Regions from separate parts of the Homo sapiens genome. Here region 1 is linked to region 2. Evidence: chromatin loops called from intact Hi-C (ENCODE). Cell type or tissue: Calu3. All regions are shown on one strand. Each heading gives the region's core, and the rest is flanking DNA. Links, peaks and the distances in the headings are about the cores only. Region 1 overlaps LINC01150 (long intergenic non-protein coding RNA 1150). Region 2 has its middle 41 kb from the start of MIR483.

What was found. Peaks named below come from ENCODE experiments on the same cell type or tissue, not always from the same donor. Only the 100,000 strongest peaks of a DNase experiment are listed, where the experiment ranks them.
Region 1: a loop joins it to region 2, with 11 times the contacts of the local background. A loop is called at or near these places in 1 of 110 quality-filtered maps.

Annotation. Positions count from the first base shown.
Region 1 is chr11:1,905,106-1,909,486 of GRCh38, reverse strand. LINC01150 (long intergenic non-protein coding RNA 1150) reads right to left here. Exons shown (of 4, transcript NR_120534.1): 4 at 1,128-1,655. It also overlaps a transcript of PRR33 not described here. Among named protein-coding and RNA genes, the nearest start is that of LINC01150, 11 kb to the right of the region's middle. RefSeq lists enhancers at 1,999-2,498, 2,499-3,000. In Calu3, for the core only: no CTCF peak of the experiment used is centred there; no DNase peak of the experiment used is centred there.
Region 2 is chr11:2,090,913-2,095,293 of GRCh38, reverse strand. No RefSeq gene overlaps it. Among named protein-coding and RNA genes, the nearest start is that of MIR483, 41 kb to the left of the region's middle. In Calu3, for the core only: no CTCF peak of the experiment used is centred there; a DNase peak (open chromatin) is centred at 2,053.

The DNA.
Region 1 (4,381 bases), core at 195-4,194, 190 kb after region 2:
GGCGCGTGCCACCACGCCCGGCTAATTTTTGTATTTTTAGTAGAGATGGGGTTTCACCGTGTTGGCTAGGATGGTCTCGATCTCCTGACCTCGTGATCCGCCCACCTCAGCCTCCCAAAGTGCTGGGATTACAGGCATGAGCCACCGCGCCCGGCCCCAACTTCTGTATTTTTTGTAGAGACTCACTGTGTTGCCCAGGCTAGTCTCAAACTCCTGGACTCGAGCCTCGCAAAGTGCTGGGATTACAGGTGTGAGCCGCCGTACCCAGGCCCAACTTTTGTATTTTTTGTAGAGACTCACTGTGTTGCCCAGGCTAGTCTCAAACTCCTGGACTCGAGCCTCCCAAAGTGCTGGGATTACAGGCGTGAGCTACCATGCCCAGCCATGTTGTCTTTCTTAAGCTAAGTGGGGGCTGGGTAGATGGGGGCTCTTCCTAACTTTATTTATGCCTACTGGCATAGTTTGAATAGTTCCTAATTGTTAACTATAGGGGGAAGGGCATTTGCTAAAAGTCAATTCTTGTTTCTGAAAGCAAAACAACACGAAGGCTCAAGAAACTATAGAAAACTATAAATAAGCACTTCCTTTATCTCCCCTTGCTGGGGGAACACTAAGGCGTTCCAGCCCAAGACAGGAACCAAAGAAGGATGCCTGCTTTTACCATTACTGTTCGACCCTGGTCTGGAAATGAAGGACAATGCCAATGATGTGAGGCGGAAATGAGACGTATAAGTTCTGGAAAGGAGGAGCCAAAACAGCACATTCCTAGGAGCCCCCAGAGAGTCGGCGGAAGAGTTTTCAGAAAGAATGAGAGAATTCAGGAACGCGGCCAGATGCAAAATACATATTTTAAATCAGTTTTTAAAATTATCTTCCAACAACCACCAGCTAGAAGATAAAGTAGAATTTGAACATTTTTTACTCTAAAAAAACCCAAACAAGAGTATAAAGTACTTAGCGACGGTCCTCTTGAAAAGTGTTTGGAATCTGTAGCAAGAAAATGACAAACTTGAATGACAAATGTAAGAAAAAAACTTTTGAAAAAACAAAAGAAAAAAAATGGGTAGGGAGTTTGACTCTCACAAAAAATCATTTCTTTCCAAATCAATGTGTAGCCTTATCAGATTTTCAGCCAACATTCTAGTGAGTTTATTTGGGGGTGGGGGTGGGCGGGGGTGGGGAGATACTTGGCAAAAAGAAGCTGAAATTCGTACAGGAGAAACACGAAGGAACGGCCAAGAACATTTGGAACATCAGAGCCGAATTCAAAAGTGAAGGTGATGTAGCAGATTCATATTTAGAGCTCCCCGCAGACCAGCAGTCAGACAAAGCGTCTTTGGCCCTGGCCCTGTTAACTCTCACAGCAGGCTGAGGAGGTAGATGCTCTTATCCTTGGAGTCTTCCCAGAGAGCAAACTGAAGCTCAGAGGGGGTTGAACAAAATCCTGAAGGTCACACAGCTACGAGGCAGTGCAGTCAACTCTGAGACCGTGACTCCTGACTTCACAGCCACATCTTCTGTAGGTCGTAACACGGATCCTCATTCCACAATACCTATCCCGCAATGTTGTGTATGCACGGGAACCTGGGGGTGGCACGGTCGAGGGAGTCTGGCGGGGATATTTCATAAAAGAGGTCGAGAAAATCAGGTATGCACTGGGGAGGAAAAAAAGGCAGTGAGATTTGCTCTCCACATCAAATGCCAAAATACATTCCAGGTGAATTACAGAGGCTACGACATGTGAAAAAAAAAATGGTTAAAAATAAAGCTAGAGGCCGGGCGCGGTGGCTCACGCTTGTTATCCCAGCACTTTGGGAGGCCGGGGCGGTTGGATCACCTGAGGTTAGGAGTTCGAGACGTGCCTGGCCAACATGGCAAAACCCTGTCTCTACTAAAAATATAAAAAAATAAGCCGGGCATGGTGGCGGGAGTCTGTAATCCCAACTACTGGGGAGGCTTAGGCAGGAGAATCACTTGAACCCTGGAGGCCGAGGTTGCAGTGAGCCAAGATTGCGCCACTGCACTCCAGCCTGGACAACAGAGCGAGACTCCATCTCGAATAGATAAATAAGCTAGAGAGATGTGTGCTGCACACTTATCTGCTTTCATGCTGGGGAACAATGTTTCCAGCTTTAGAACAGTGGAAACATGATGGAAGAAAAGGGCAGCTCAGCCCATTTCACCACTTCACCATTTCAAGTTTCTGTCTATCCAAACATGTCCACCAAAATTAAAAGGCAGATTTCCACTCCTGGCTGAGATGGGGTAGCAGGGACTGGATTTATCTTCCTGCCTGAAACAACCAAACAGCAACACAGAACAGACAAAATACACAGGACAATGAAACAACCAAACAGCAACACAGAACAGACAAAATACACAACACAATGGCTCTCAAGATCCCACACGTGGGCCGTGCACAACAGTGCTTCCCGGGCTGGGAATTGGCCTCAGGGGCCTCTCGCTGCCCATGCACTTTCTGGTGGGTTTCCAGGCCTCAGTGCGGGAAGCGGGAGTTGAGGTGGAGCCCACAGAGTCCCTGAGCTGATGAGACAGAGCTGGGGGTCTCCAGGCAGCTGAAGTTCGTGAAGCTCAGAGAGCTGCCCAGAGAGAGAAGCTGAGACCCGAGAGTCCCCCTGGAGTATTAGGGACTGAGCCATCAGCACATCCCAGGGAAAACGTCCCAAGGCGGGAAAGCACAATCCGAAAGGACTAGAGAGACCAGTGCCGGGAGCTCACATGGACCTAGGAATTGTGTCTGCTCCCACCAGCCTCAGCAGAAAACCCTATCACGCACAGCGGTGGGGGGCTCAGAAACAGCTTGCCTCCATAGTGGGGAATAGTTAGCCCACACTATTCCAGACCTCCCTTACAAACGGTAAAAGTAATACTTGAAAGGATCAAACTGCTTGCAGATAAACAGCTACATTCCAGAACAAAGCTCAGGAATATTTGTGGAAATATAAAAGTATCTAGCTCCCACCCGAGTTAAAGTTTACAATGTCTGCATTCCAATAAAAAATTATCAAAAAGACAAAGAAGCAGGAAAGGGTGACCCATAAAAAAGAGGAAATATCAGTCACTCAGAGCCAACTGTGGGACGTTAAAGCTAACAACTAAAAACCCAAGTCAACCCCTAAAATAACAAAACAAAGAGTTACAGCGAAAAAGCCAGCAAACAAGATGATGTAACGAATAAAACTTCTCATGAACGCAAAAGGAGGCAGAAAAAGAGTAAAGGGGAGAAAAGAACAGATGTGACAAATAGAAAGCAAATAACAAGGTGACAGACTCTAACCTAACCATACCAGTAAGCACATTAAATATCAATGGGCTAAACTCCCCTATTAAGAAGCAGAGGGGCCATGCATGGTGGCTCACTCCTGTAATCCCAGCACTTTTAGAGGCTGGTAGAGGAGGATCCCTTGAGTCCAGGAGTTCAAGACCAGCCTGGGCAACAGAGGGAGAACTCATCTCTCCAAAAAAAAAAAAAAAAATACTTTAGCTGGGCGTGGTGGCATGTGCCAGTAGTCACAGCTACTCGGGAGGCTGAGGCAGGTGGATCCCTTGAGCCCTGGAGGTCAAGGCTGCCATGAGCTGTGATTGCACCAATACACTCGAGCCTGGATGCCAGTGAGACCCTGTCCCCCCCACAAAAAGAAAGCAGAGGTTGTCTGATTGATAAAAAAGCAAAGCCCAACTCTGTGCTGCCTGTAAGAAATATGGTTTAACTGGCCAGGTGTGGTGGCTCACACCTGTAATCCCAGCACCTTGGGAGCCCAAGGTGGTAGGATTGCTTGAGCCCACGAGGTCAAGAACACCCTGGGCAACATTTCTACCAGGGTTTGGTAGAAACCCCGTCTCTACCAAAAATACAAAAATTAGCCAGGCGTGGTGGCACACGCCTATAATCCCAGCTACTAGAGAGGCTGAGGCACGAGGATCGTTTGAACCCAGAAGGCGGAGGTTGCAGTGAGCTGAGATCACGCCACTGTACTCCAGCCTGGGCGACAGAGCGACACTCTGTCTCAGAAAAAAAAAAAAAAAAAAAAAGAGAGAAGGCCGGGCGCGGTGGCTCACGCCTGTAATCCCAGCACTTTGGGAGCCTGAGGCAGACGGATCACCTGAGGTCAGGAGTTCGAGAGTAGCCTGGCCAACATGGCGAAAACCTGTTTCTATTAAAATTTAAAAATTAGCTAGGTGTGGTGGCGTGTGCCTGTAATCCCAGCTACTCGGGAGGCTGAGTCAGGGAGAATTACTTGAACCTGGGAGACAGACGTTGCAGTGAGCTGAGATCGCGCCACTGCACTCCAGCCTGGGTGACAGAGCAAGACTCGGTCTCCAAAAAAAAAAAAAAAAAAAAAGAATTCTCAAGCAATGA
Region 2 (4,381 bases), core at 186-4,185:
ACAGGGTGACGTGGTGTCCACACGGGGCACAGTGGGGTCCAAGCGGCCCTTTGGCCCCCAGGCTTTTTCCTGTCCCAACCTGGCTGCACCTCTGAAACTCTGGGAACAAGGAAGGGGGACCCAGTATGTGCCCAGGTGGCCTGGACAGACGGCCCTACTGGAAACCTGTCCCTGGGTGCACGGAGTATCCCTGTGTGCCTGGGCCCTGGGGAGGGGCTGGGCATGGAGCCCTGGGAAGCTGCTCCCGGGCTTCAGTTTTCCACTCTGTACAGTGTCCAGTGGGACTCCAGCTCCATTCTGGCCTGTCTTTAGGCCACCAGGCCCTGGGGTCGAGCCTGGGGAGGGACAGCGGCAGGAATAGAGAGGCTCCGCCTCCACCTGATGGGGGTCCCCTACTTAGTGACATGCTCTGGTCTGGTCCCTGGGGTCCCAGGATGAGCTGACCAGGCAGGATTAGGGACCACGTCCTTCTGGGGATGTCCATCCACCCAGGGGCCCCAGGGCACAGGTGGGCCTGGAGTATCCCAGCCTGTGCAGATGGCATGTTCGCAGGGACCGTGCCTGTGACCAAGCCCTGGGGCGTGCACATACCCCTCTAGTCCTTGCCTCCTGCTCCCGGGATCTTACACCCTCGGCCAAACCCAAAGCCCCAAGCCAGTCTCAGAAGAGCCCAGGAACCCCGGGAAGTGTTACACGGGCTCCTTTGCGGTTTCACCTTTCCATTGCACAACCAAACCCTCCGTTTTGTTTGCCAGCAGTTTTTAGCTAGCGATGGCACCCAGCTTTCCCCCGGGACCCTCACGCAAATGTTGGCATGGAGCCAGTAGCTGCTGGGGTCTCCTGGGCAGAGCTGGCCTTAGCCTCCCGGGCCATCCAGCTCAGGGCTGTGCCGCCCAGCATCCAGGCTGGCCTGGGGCACCACTGCCACCCTCCTCCATGCCTGGCAGCTCGGGGACTAGGCTTTGAGAGGCCACAGACACTTACCATAATCCCAGGAGAGTGCCCTGGGCTGTGCGTGGGAAGCTTTCTGGGCCAGGTGCCACAAGGACTCCACGAGTCTACAGCCAGCGGCGTGTCAGGCCATGATGACGATTCCTGACATTCAGGCCCTGGCCAAGTCAGGCTTCTGGTCCGGGGGTTCCTCCTTGTCCTGGGCACTCGTCCTGCATGTTCCTGTCTCTGCCTTTTGCCCATACCCTGCCTTCCCCTCTCTGCCACATGACCTCCCTGAGAGCCCCCATCTCTCTTGTGAAGCCACATGCCAGTCCATGGGGCACTGCCAGCTTTTGGAGACAGAGTCTCATCGCTGTGGCCGGCAGGGCCCTCTTCTTGGGTGAGTGCAATTCTTGTCACTGTGGCCAGCAGGAAGCTCCTCTTGGGTGAGTGCATGGGGGGTCCTGCTGATTGTTTGGTCATGGCCAGGCTGGCGAGTGGGGCGCTGCTCTGTTCCAAACCCCCCAGGGTTCCCCAGCACCTTTGGTCCCAGTCCAAGCTCTGTGGCCTGGTTCTCTGGGTCCTCGCCATCCTGCCTGCTCCCGTGGCCCTCTCCTCTGACATCCACACACCCAGGCTCCTGCCATGCTGGAAAGTGTAGCGCCTGGCCACACCTTGCCTTAGCTGGGCTGGCTTCTCGGTGAGGAGCGCCACCTCCTTTCCTCCCTGCTGCATTTCCGTACCCAGCTCAAATGTCAGTTCTTCCACACAACTTCCAGACCTTCCCAGGGGCTCATTTTTTTCCCTCCTCCGTGGTTTCAGTCCATCTCGGGGCATCTGATTCAGTAGGCACCATGCTAGGCCCCTCCCACACAGCACCTCCTTAGCCCCCACCCGAGGTGGGTCTGTCATCAGCAGGTCAGGGGACTGGGCTGGGGTTCAGCCCCCTTTCCTCATCACCCAGCCGGTAAAGGCAGGAGCTGGTGCAGGGCCCAGCCCCAGGAGGGGCCAGGTGGGACGTGCTGCAATCACAGCCTCACCACCCACTGGGCAGGAAGCCAGCCTGGGAGCCAGAAAGCCTCAAACCACAGGCGGCGGCTCTCACAGGGAGGCTGGCAGCCACCACCTGGCGAGGCCCCAAGCTGCTGCCTGGCTGAGCCAGGGGCTGCTCCAGGCACACTCTGGCCTCGGCTCCCATCCAGCCTGCCAGGCAGCCTCCTCCCCGGGGACCTGGTTGGGAGTTCCACTGGCCCGGGCCTCCTCAGAAGACTTACCGGGTGAGTCAGTTACTACCCGCACCTGGCAGCCTCCTGCTGACCAGGAGCCTCCCCAGCCTCCCCAGAAGCTTCCCTTGTTTGTTCCTTCACCCAGGACCTTGTCCAGTCATGGCTGGGAGCTCTTGCTTGCTTAGGGCCAGGGTGGCTGCAGAGGGGATGGATAGCTTTGCACTGGCCCCAGGAGCTCCCTGGGCAGCTGGCGAGGGCTCAGGGTGTGCAGTCAGCATGGAGCTGGAAGGCAGGACCCCAGGCAATGGTTGGGGTGTAGGAAAGAGGGTTGATGGAGCGGGGGCTTGCAGGAGGGACTAGATGGGGCTGATGTGGGCAGCAAGCGGGGATGAGCCAGTCCTAGGCTGAGAAGCCCCAAGGCAGGGGCTGGGACCGGCTGGGGCTGCTGGAAGGAGACAGTGGGGGCTTGTCAAAGCCAGCCTGGCCTCCCACCTCCCCTGGAGCCCACGGGGAAGCCTCAGCCTCTGCCATCAGGCTGGTCTTCCAGGGGCCCCAAGGCTTGGCATGGGCCAGACTCTGGGCGCTTGCTGCTTCTGCTGCCCTCCGGGAACTGTCTCCCCACTGCCCCAGGCAGGCCTACCGCTTGCACAGTGGTGCTGGAAGGCGTTCCTCAATACTCCAACATGAGCCTCAGTTTCCCCTTCTAAATGATGAGCATCTCATAGTTGCTAGGAGGGTGAAGGGCCTCATGTGTGGACCCCTGGCAGCATACCCAGCACACGGTGGAGCCCTGGCAGCTCTCAGTAACCATCCCACGTATCACCTGGGTGCTTGGCAGGCACAGACCCCGGACCCTGGGCCTGAGAGCATCCACTAGTCAGTCCACAGCAAAGCCAGTTGCGCCAGATTCTCATGCTCCACCAGGCCGGAGGACCAGGGACGCTTTTCCCCTCTGTGCCTCAGTTTCCAATCTGTTAGTGCAAGGCACTCCCACTGTGCACTGTTCTGCCCATCCACAAAGGACATAGTCCCCCGTAGAGGGCTCTGCCTGCCCTTCCCGAGCCACCGGCCCCAAAGGCGCACACCGCACTACCTCCTCCGTCTGCTGTCTTGGGCTCTGCAGCCATGCTGGTGGCTGGGGTGCAGCAGGGAGAGGACAGAGATCCCGGCTCTCCTGTCTTGAGGTCCACATTCCCGTGGGCTGACAGGAATGAACAAAGTAAGGGTGTGGAGTGCCAGCTGTGATGGCAGAGACAGGCGAGTGATGTACCCGCAGGCCCAGGAGCTCCAGCAGCCCCTGGAAGCGGGAAGAGGCAGGAGGGACCCTCCCGTAGCTCCTGGAGGAAGCCCAGCCCTGCTGACACCTGCATTTCTAAATTCTGGCCCCCCAGAATTGGGACAGAACCCATTTCTGTTGCTTTAAACCACCGAGTTTGTGGTCCTGTGTTGCACCCACAGGGGACGCAGATGCAGAGGACTCCTGGGTGAGATGAGAGTGTGGGGTGGGAGCAGAGGGGGCTCCAGCCCTTGCTCATCCTTTGCCAGGGCCCCTCTGGCTGCTGTCAGAGCATGGACACAAGAGTGGGCAGGGCTGGCCTGGCTGCAGGGCTTCCCTGGAGCCCACCTGCTGGTTCTGGGGTGGCCAGGCTCAGCAGAGGCGAAGCCAGCTGGGAAAAGGGCTTGGGAGCCGGACAGGAGCAGGCCCTGTTTTCCTGCCCGCACTGTACCATGCAGCTGTGCTCTGTAATTTGGGGCTGAGGCCACCACACCCCACTTCAGGTGGAGGTGAGCCTGGTAATTACAGCCTGGGGGCCAGCTCCCCAGCCCCCAGCCCCACAGGCCTCCGACCGGGGCTGTGCAGCCAGGACCCAGAATCCAAGCCCCTTCTTCCACCTCCACCCACATGTGAGGCCTGCAGGTTAGCCTGTGGCCCCCTCCAGAGTGTCACTCCGTTCACCCTTCCCAAGCCCCTCAGGGTGTCAGAGATAAAAAGATAATAAATAAGCAAAATTTCAAGTAAGTCATTACAGTAAAAATATAAATAAACCAAGCCCCTCAGGAGGTTGTGCTGTGGGCTGTACTGGGGCCCAAAACTCCCCAGAAGATATGACAAGTCATGGGCTTCCAAGAGTGTGGGGGCCGCCTGAGAGTTTTGGGGTCTGGAGGATGGGAGGGGCTTTTCCTGGTGTGGGAAGACCAGGTGCAAGGTGGTAAGGCGTGGG